2 separate regions of the Homo sapiens genome follow, and region 2 is linked to region 1. A link is a loop called in an ENCODE intact Hi-C map of the cell type or tissue named here. Cell type or tissue: HCT116. All regions are shown on one strand. Region 1 has its middle 9.6 kb from the start of SHCBP1L. Region 2 overlaps LAMC1 (laminin subunit gamma 1).

Region 1 (5,000 bases):
CTAAGCCTTTCCTTTTCAGGGAAACATTTGCTTTCTCCTGGTATAATGACCCTTTTCTCTTTTCATATAGTTCCACAGGTTTCAAAACTTACACAAAGAGCTACTGTTTGATTCTTTAAAATATATTTTTCTCATTATGAAGGAAATACATGCCAATTGAAAACTTCCTAAAGAAAGAAAACATAGAAATACATAAAGAACCACATAAAAATCTCCTAAAACTCCAGAGATAACTGTTAACATTTTTGTGCATTTTCATTTAGGACGTACAGCTTCATAGTGTGTTTTTTCCTATGTGGTTAGGTGGTGAACATTTTCCCATAATTCTTGAGGGCGACAACTATGTATATCTTGAGCAATGTTATATTTCCAGGGCCCAGAACAGAACCTGGCATATAACAATTAGCACCTAATTAGTAATATCTAATTATTTTATTTAATAAATATTTGTTGAATGAATGAGTGACATATGTTCCTCCAAAACGTTTTAAAAGGCCACATAACTATGAATCTATGAAATAAAATGTAACTGTCAAATCACATTAAGATAGTGCATAACTCACTTTTAGAGGTTTCCCCAGGTGAAGGCAAAGTAGTAACACAAAAAGAGCTCTGGGGCAGGAGTCAGGCAGGCAGCCTCTAGCTTAGAGCAGCCGTTATAGGCGTAACAATACAGGCTCCATTTTACTTCCTAACACTGCGGTTTCTTCACTAGTACTATGAAGGAGTTGACTGAACTGTTTGCTAAGATTCCCTTCGATGTTTACACTATGTCTTTATTTTATTTTATTTTATTTTGAGACAGAGTCTCACTCTGTTGCCCAGGCTGGAGTGCAGTGGTGCAGTCATGGCTCACTGCTGCCTTGACCTCCAGGGCTCAAACTATCCTCCGGCTTCAGCCTTCCGAGCAGCTGGGACTACAGGCACTCGCTGCCACACCTGGCTAATTTCTTTTGTATTTGTAGAGATGGAGTTTCACCATGTTGCCCAGGCTGGTCTCAAACTCTTGGCTCACCCACCTCGGCCTCCCAAAGTGCTGGGACTACAGGTGTGAGCCACCGTACCCAGCCCAAGTGTGTCCTTTTTTAGTCTTTGAAAGAGTGTTCCAGTTTTTTAAAAGATGCAGAAGTAGTATGTAAATATATTTTATTTTAAAACTTTCAAGTAATACAGAATTACATAGGGTAAAATATGAAATTGAAATTCCTCTTTTACAACCACCCCCTTCCCAATACCACTCTCCTCAAAGACTACAACTGGTACAGTTTGGTGTCTGTATGTTCTTCCATCCTTTTTCTATGCTTGAATATATGTCCAAATACAAACGTGTAATTGAAAAGAAACACAAATGGAATCATATGATACGTATTATTCTGAGAATTGCTTCTCTCCCTCCCCTTCTCTACAGTATACCTTTGGGGCCTTTTCTGAGTCAGGGCACCTAGATTGACTTCATTTTGACAATATGAATACATCATTGGTTATTTAACGATTCCACTAGTGCTAGACATGGGCTGTTTCCAGTTTTACACCACTATAAACAATGCTACAATAAATATCCTCGTATTGCATAGCATAGTGGTTAAGAGCAGGGGCGTTGGGATCCATGCATTCGAATCCTGGCTCCACCTCTTCACAGCTGTTACTTAACCTGTCCCTGCCTCAGCTTCCTCATCAATAAAATGGGGATCGCCAGGCTGTTTTTAGAGATAAATTAGTCAACGTATGTAAAGTTCTTGAACTGCACCTACCACAGTAAGTGCTAAATGCTATTATCATTATTATTAAAACTACTATAAATAAAATTTTTGTGTGCATGTGCAGCATTTCGGGGGAACTTATATCTAGAGATGGAATTGCTGGGTTGAAATTATGCACACTTAAAATTTTGAAAGTTTTTTTTTTTTAACAAGATGCCTTCCAATAAGATTTTAACTATTTCTATTTCCATCAACAGTGGTTGAGAGTGTCTGTTGTCTTCTGCCGTTGATACCCCAGTTATTATACATTTTAAGTGTCTGCTCCATTATTAGATATTTATACACTGTTCAAATTGTAGGCTAATTAGCTGATGTTATTCTTAGTGTCTTTTCCTATCAAAATTGAAACCTAAGACTTCTGATAGTTAAGACAAGTTTGGGCCATTGGCTTTTCACCAGGGTAGCTTTAGTCGGAAGTTTTAGGTTGTGTCTTGTCCATACCCAGTACTGCCTCTCCTTAGTGGAGTTCATGTGCCCTTAAACATGTATGGTGATTCTTTCTTTTTTGTGTGGTTTATGTAAAATGAAATTAAAATCATTGTTTACCTCCCAAAGAGCTGAAAACAAAAGCAGAACACAAAACAAGTATCAAGGGGTTAGTACACATTATGAAATGTTGAAGATTTAGCAGAACATCACGTCTGAGGTGAAAGAAGTGTTATATGTTACGGAAATGTGTCCGAGCTTGCCCTTTAGCAAAGTGCTGTGCTGTTGTCTTCTGAGTCAGGACTTAAAGCTATGCCTGGCTGAATGCTTCAGGCTCCACCCAGCCCTTTGGGATTGCGGGGGGGCCCTTCAATAGCCCGAAAGCTCTCTAGTGCTCTCCTCTGGTCAAAATAAGGAGGTACAGGCTTCAAAGAACTGTTGTGTTTCTTACTGCCATTGAGTATTTGTTTCCAAAGTGTTTGTTTGTTTGTTTGTTTAGTTTTTTTGTGGTTTACAAAGTTAATGTCAAAGAGTTGAGGAGGAAAAAAATTAGTGTTCTAAGAGAGAAAAATTATTTGTGAATAAATGGCCGAATGAAGTGTTCATTAATACTTATTTTTTCAATTGAGGAAAACAAAAGGAAAAAGAAATACAATTACATTTCACAGCATCCTGGTGTGCACCTCCAAAATAATACAAACCAAATCTCCACCATACAAAACTTCCAAAATACCTAAATCCCCAGTGTACTTATTTAGTGTTTTCTGACTGATGTGAGCCTTATTTATTCTTACATAGGGAAATATGAAAATAATGTGTTAGTATTAAAGACTTCCTAAAACTGTGTTACTACTAATTTATCTATGTTCTTTATAACTGAACTGTACCCTGGGAATGACTTGGTGATGGAAAAAACTTTCCTTATTTTGCAGCTGTCAAAGTCCAAGATTTTCCTTTTGACCTCCTTCAGATCTTTACTCAAACATCATCTTACGGGTGAGACCTTCCCTCTCTGCTCTGTACAAAAATTATATCCCGGGCCTACTCTCCAAAATGTCCTCATCCCTGCTCTGCCCTATCCATCTCCATATTTTTATCATTCTCCATAGCACCTAACTGTCACATAATGTGCCATAAATTTTATTTCTAAAAATTGAGATATAATTCACATACCATACGGTTCACCCATTTAAGCATACAATTCAATGGTTTCAGTTCTCAGAGTTGGGCAGTCATCATCACAATCAATTATAGTACATTCTCATCACCCCAGAAAGAAATCCTGGGCCCATTAGCAGTCAGCTCCCATTCCTTTTCAAACTCTGCCCCTCTTCCCTGGCAACCCCCAACCCCCAGCCCTAGGCAACCACTAATGTACTTTCTGTCTCTATTGATTTGCCTATTCTGGACATTTTATATAAATGGGATCATATGTTATATGGGTTTCTGTGACCTCATTTTCTGTCATTTAGCATGTTTTCAAGGTTCATCCATGTTGTAGTATGTATCAGCAGTACTTTATTCCTTTTTAAATAGCCAAATAGTATTCTACTGTATGGCTATACCACATTTTATTTATCTGTTTATCAGTTGATTGACATTTAAGTTCTTTCCACTTTATAGCTATTATAAATAATTCTGCTATGGATGTGAATGTACAAGTTTTGGGGTAGATATGTGTTTTTATTTTCTTGACAATTTTACGTAAAAAATCATGTTTATTGTCTGTCTTCAGCACCAGCACCAAATACCATGCCAGCACAGAATAGGTGCTCAATACATATCTGTAAAATAAATGAGCTATTCTCTCTCCTCTGCAGAATCTCAAGCGTGTTGCCAACGAGATTCTTCAGTTTGTTTTAATTTTGGTCCTAACTTTTTACCTAAAGCCAGTTTAGGTGACTCTTTGTAACATGGCTTATGCATATCTCTACAGCCTGAGTTTTTGTCCCAAATTGTCCTCTACTCCTGCTATATTCAGCTACCTAGACCAAGTTCTTCTACCCCTGGATAAAGCCACTAACTACTCTCTCTGCTTAGAATATTTACCTTACTCCATCCCCGCATTCTGTCCCTGCTTTAGGTGCCTATAGTTTCCTTCTCTTTCATAACTCAGCCCACCTGGGAATTTTATCTGCTAACAGAAGTAGAAATTAATTACATTCTTTTTGGGAAACGGCTTGGCAATACTGAGAGCGTTAAAATGTTTCTACATCTTGACTCAGTAATCCCACCTTCCCCTAGAGGAATATCTGAAATATAAGCAAAAGCTTATGCACAAAGATATTCAAAATGGCATAGTTGATGCTATAGAAATTAGTGTAGCCCAAATGCTTGAAAATATAAGGTTATACAAATTATATTTATACCAAGAAATTACATGCCACTCTTGAAAATTATGTGTTTAAGTAATTTTTAATGATATGAAAATGCTTATCTAAATAGAAAAACAAACTATAAAATTTAATATGATCTAAACTTTGTAATAGTGTGATAGAAAAAAAAATACTAAAAGAAAATATACCAAAATCTAGTAGTAGTTATTGCTGAGCATTGGAATTACAGTTCATTTAAGTTTTCTTCTTTCTTATGCTTTTCTGTATTGTCCAAATTGGCTCAGGGTAGAGGCATTGCTTTCATAATTAGTAAAAAGTAGGTCGTCGGCAAAGCCGGAGTCCTGTCTTCTTATTCTCCTCTGCAGACAGCATGAACTTCACCACTCGCTCCACCTCCACCAACTACCAGTCCCTGGGCTCTGTCCAGGCGCCCAGCTATGGCCCTCCGCCAGTCAGCAGCACAGCCAGCGTCTATGCA
Region 2 (5,000 bases), 130 kb before region 1:
TTTCTGTACTCCCTTTTCATGGCCTCCCCCTTGTCAATCGGTCAAATGCCAACAGTGCAAGAGGACAATCCCTTAGAAAGTATATTTAGATCAGCACAACTTAAAAATGCAGACAAATAACCTTTACAGTTTTGTATAAAATAGTAATTCCTAACTAAATTTATGACAACAAATGCAATGGAACTTACAATTTGAGAAAGTATCCCTTTCAAATGAATGAACAAAGGGCTTCAACAGTCATGTTTTCTGAGTACAGGCAATAAGCACTTCCTATCACACTTGGGCCATTGTTAATAACGGAAAGACACGCTAACTAAGATGAACAGAGATGGAATATGGAAAGTCTCAATTCTATGTTGCCACAGTGAAATATAACAAAGCAGGTAGGTAAAATAGAAGATATCATTTTAGAATTTTTTAAAGCTAACAGAATTCTGTATCAAAAGCTATTATAAAAATAATGGTATGATTATCACTATGGAGCTAAGAGGAAAACAAAAGTTCTGAAATAGACAGTATGATTTTGGAGAAGATAAATCCGTAATCTCTATGGAAATTAGATTTTTCGATGAAGTATCAAAATAAAGTTTAAGCCAAAAAGACAATTCTCTTTCCCTATCACCCTCAAAATACTACTTGGTGCTATGGTTAAATAAGATCACAGCACTAACCTAATGCAGAAGTTCTAAAAAATAAAAGCTTTCTGCTTGCATTGCCTAATTGCAATGCCCCAAAATGCCATATACACTTCAGTAAACTGGAGGGCCAAAATTGACTTATCATAGGAATTAAAATGTGATCATAAAACAGCCATTATATGCATACAGAGAGAATTCTTAACTGAACACTAGAATGTCAAACACCCTTGGAGAGTAATTTCAAATAAGTGCAAATCACTGTTAGAGGGTACAAACAATTTCCATTATCAAAACATACGATAAATTCATCCTAATCTGCACATCTTTGCCATTTTATTTGATATACTCACCAAAAAAGATTCCCAAGTGAAATTTTAAGCCAAGAACTGGGGAATATGCCTTATTAACCCAAACCCCATGCTTCCAAGACTCAATACCAGACCTAATTCATGGTGGTAGACTACAGGCATGAATAAGTCCTTGAGCTGGGCTAAAGGAACAAGGCCAATATTCACCCCCACTCGTGTAAGCTGAGGCAAAAAATCCACTCGCTCTGCTGAACAAAGATCCCACTACAGGGATTTGACTGACATGAGATTTAACGGAGTCACAAAGAAGGCAACTAAGTTAATTATAACACTAAAGAAATAAAAAGGCAATTAAATATAAGCTACATAAGCCCATATTTCAGAAATGTGTAATTGTTAAGATATGAAAAAGACACCATAATTGTGTGGGAAGCTATTTCTTGTTCTGTGATATTCATATACTATTGAAAGCTGGCTATAGTTTGGCTTTTATCTATAACAGAAGAGTGAAAAATAGTTTTTTTAAAAAGAGAAAATCTAATTAGAAAAACAAGATTCTAATACCTAGTCACGGTGGTATAGTAATAGACTAAGGTCAACTCCAATAATCCCACAAAGTCACAAAAAGTTGACCAATAGTTTACTTTTTCTATTCAACAACTATTTGCTAAGTGAACTTAAAAGTCCACTGTGATGTGCTATTTAAAATACTCTAATCCACCGGGCGCGGTGGCTCACACCTGTAGTCCCAGCACTTTGGGAGGCCAAGGCGGGAGATCACCTTAGTTTGGGAGTTGGAGACCAGCCTGATCAACATGGTGAAACCCCGTCTCTAGTAAAAATATAAAAATTAGCTGGGTGTGGTGGCAGGTGCCTGTAATCCTAGCTTCTCAGGAGGCTGAGGCAGGAGAATCACTTGAATCGGGAGGCAGAGGTTGCAGTGAGCTGAGATCGTGTTACTGTACTCCAGCTTGGGTGACAGAGCAAGGCTCCATCTCAAAAACGAAAAACAAAAAAACCCCTCCAATCCTTCATTTTGCTACAGTGCCTTTTATTCTTTAGTTTCATTCCTAATAAACTTGGTCCCTAATTCCCCTGATCATGTACTGTTTACATCTGTCCTTAAAAGAGGAAATAATTACAAATTACAAATACCATAAGATATCTTACATACTAAAATGGCTTTCTCAGTTTTCACAATTGCTTATTAATTTCTTACCACAGCCACCCATTAGGTCAAGGTTAACAGCTATGACTGGCCTTGATAATTGCTCAAGTCCAAATTCTTCCATTCATTCAACAAACATTTACTGAAAACCTACTATGTGTCAGTCCCTGTTCTAGGCACTGGGGATCAGCAGAGAATAAGACAAGGTCTCAACCTTGTAGAACTTACAGTAAAAGTAGGGAGCATGCTTGGGTAAGGAACAGATTTTAAAATAAAAATGAAAATTCTGTGTGTCAGATGACGGTGAAAAACGAAGTGGGAATAGAAAGTTTGTGGGGAGCCTATTTAATTCAGCATTATCAGAGATGGTCTCATGACATGGATAAGGTGAAATCTGAGCAGAGTCCTGAAGAAGTAAAACAGTGCAACATCTGGGGGAAGAGCATTCCAGGAATGGGAAGAGCATTCCAGGAATGGCAAGTGCAATACCCTGAGGCAGGCACATGCTGGCAAGTTCCAGGGAGTGGTGAGGAGGCCAGTGCGGCTGAAGCAGCAGTGAGTAAGGTGGAAAGGTATTAGGAGATGAGGTGAGAGAAGCTGAGAGGAGGAGGGAATGCCAACATGGAGGGCTCTGTAGATCACTGTAAGACTTGGTTTGTACTCTGAATAAGATGAGAACCCACTGGAGAGTTTTATACAAAGGAGTAACAGGCTCTAACTAGCATTTCAAAAGGATGACTGGTTGCTGTACTGACCAAAGACTACAGAAGGGATGACAGAGAAACAAGAAGATGAGTTAGATGAGTTTTGCAACAATCCAGCTAACAGATAATGGTATTTTGGACATATTTTGAGGGTGGAACAAACCACTTTTACTGATGAACTGGATGTGGGATGCAAGCTTTGGCTTATACAACTGGAATGATGAAGCAGCCATGGGGGGATGGAGAGTAAGAAACTGGGAGTTCAGTTTCAGATATACTAAGTTGAAGATACCCACGAAACCTCTAAGTGAAAATATCAATTCAGCAGGTAGGATATAAAAGTCTGGAGTTCAGGAAAAGGCTGCAGCAAGAGAGAGAAATCTGGAAGTCGTCAGCATACAGTTAGTATTCAAAGCCATGGGATTAGAGGAAAACAACTAGGGAATGGACATAGATAGATAAGAGGTACACAGACTGGGTCTCGGGACATACCAACTTTTAGCAATGGGGGAAATGGGGAGGACCCAGAAAAGGAGACTGGAGAGAAAAGCCACTGAAGTAGAAAGAATACCAAAAGAGTAGAATTCCAGAAGCCAAATTTTAAAAAGCTTCTTTTAAAAAGAAGAGAGTGACCAACTGAACTTTGTCATATACTCCTGAAATGCTAAGAAAGATAAAGACTGAGCATTGGCTACTGGATTTGGCAACCTGGAGGTGTGACCTTGAAGTGCTTTGTTAGAACTGACAGGAATGAAAGCCATAGAGAATGCTGGGCACAAGGGAAGGGGGCATTGGAGACAGGTAATAAAAACAATTTTCCAAGTAATTTTTCTTATTTTCTGTTAGAGACAGGGGAGAGCCCTAAATCGCCCAGGATGGAGTGCAATGGTACTATCATAGCTCACTGCAACACTGAACTCCTGGCCTCAAGCAATCCTCCCACCTGGGCCTCCCAAGGTGCTAGGATTATAGGCGTGAACCACTGCACCCAGCCCACTAAGTAATTTTTCTATAAAGAAATGAGGTGGTAGCTGAAGGGGGAAAGGGGTGTTCAAGAACAAATTGCTTTTTAAGATGGGAAGACATCATGTGTTGTGCTGATGGGAATGATCCAGTGTGGCAGCTGGATTTCTACTGAACAATGAGGACTTTCTCTGGTGGTTTGGAGTGGATTGGAGTGGGTCTAAGAGATGTGGAGAAAGAGAGCCCCTTTCATCCACAAAGACGTTCTCTAAAAAAGCCTTCCCAAAGATTTCCTAAAGAGAAAAGGCATAATATACATTTTCAGGATCACTGTAAGTATCCAGACTAAAAAGAGTTATCTGTACCCAAACAGTTCAAAACCCCCAGGCGCTCTAGAAGGCCCCTTTCCATTAGAGCCAGCCCAGGTCTATGTCTTCCTGTTATAGTAGTTCTCATAATCTGGCCCACAATAAGGTCCCAGACTGGCTATTAGAATCACCCACAGAGCTTTTGAAAATGCAAATTGTTGAGCCTCATCTCCACAAGTTTCATTTTGGTAGGTTTTGGGTGAGGTCCCAAACTCTGTATTTTTTTTTTTTCTTCTTAAACTTTATGGTCTGTGACAGCCCTTAGGAGATCCCGAGAACATGTGTCCCCAGACTCTGTATTTTTTTAAAGCACCATAGGCAATTTTTATGTACAATTACAGTTGAGAAATACTTCCCTACTGTAAACTCTTCTTCATCCTGGTTCTCATCCTTTGAAGATTCTAACAAAAGGCTTCTGTGGAATGAACTTAAGCTCTTCTGATTTTCATGTCAGACATTTTAATGTGCAATTTATTCCACGTGTCATCTGTAGGCATAGACAATAAACCAGAAAAGTAGCAGTCTTCTTTAAGACACACACAGATGTTAAAGTCAACAGGGGTACTCACTCCACATCCAAGTCTAGGGGTGACTGCACCCAGCTAAACCCAAACTCCCCAACATTTTCCTCCAAGCCAATTTCCTCTATCATTCGACTTGCATTCACAAGGCCCTAAAACCTAGGCAAGTAGAAATACACACTTGATTTTTAGAAAACCTACTTACTGCTGGGGATTTCACAGTGGTACCCTTTATAGGCAGGCACTGGTCAAGATTCCCTGTAAACCAAATTCCCCACCCTCTCTGGTGTCCATCCTTCCTTCCTATAATAAAATGATACAGGACCACCA

What was found. A loop is a pair of places that touch in the nucleus more often than their neighbours do. Peaks named below come from ENCODE experiments on the same cell type or tissue, not always from the same donor. Only the 100,000 strongest peaks of a DNase experiment are listed, where the experiment ranks them.
Region 2: a loop joins it to region 1, with 2.2 times the contacts of the local background. A loop is called at or near these places in 20 of 110 quality-filtered maps.

Annotation. Positions count from the first base shown.
Region 1 is chr1:182,960,255-182,965,254 of GRCh38, reverse strand. It overlaps the pseudogene KRT18P28. Among named protein-coding and RNA genes, the nearest start is that of SHCBP1L, 9.6 kb to the right of the region's middle. RefSeq lists an enhancer at 2,387-2,681. In HCT116, a CTCF peak has its summit at 2,585; a DNase peak (open chromatin) is centred at 2,524; H3K4me3 peaks cover 602 bases; H3K27ac peaks cover 465 bases.
Region 2 is chr1:183,091,809-183,096,808 of GRCh38, reverse strand. All of the region lies in intron 1 of LAMC1 (laminin subunit gamma 1), which reads right to left. Among named protein-coding and RNA genes, the nearest start is that of LAMC1-AS1, 47 kb to the left of the region's middle. In HCT116, no CTCF peak of the experiment used is centred here; a DNase peak (open chromatin) is centred at 2,628; H3K4me3 peaks cover 636 bases.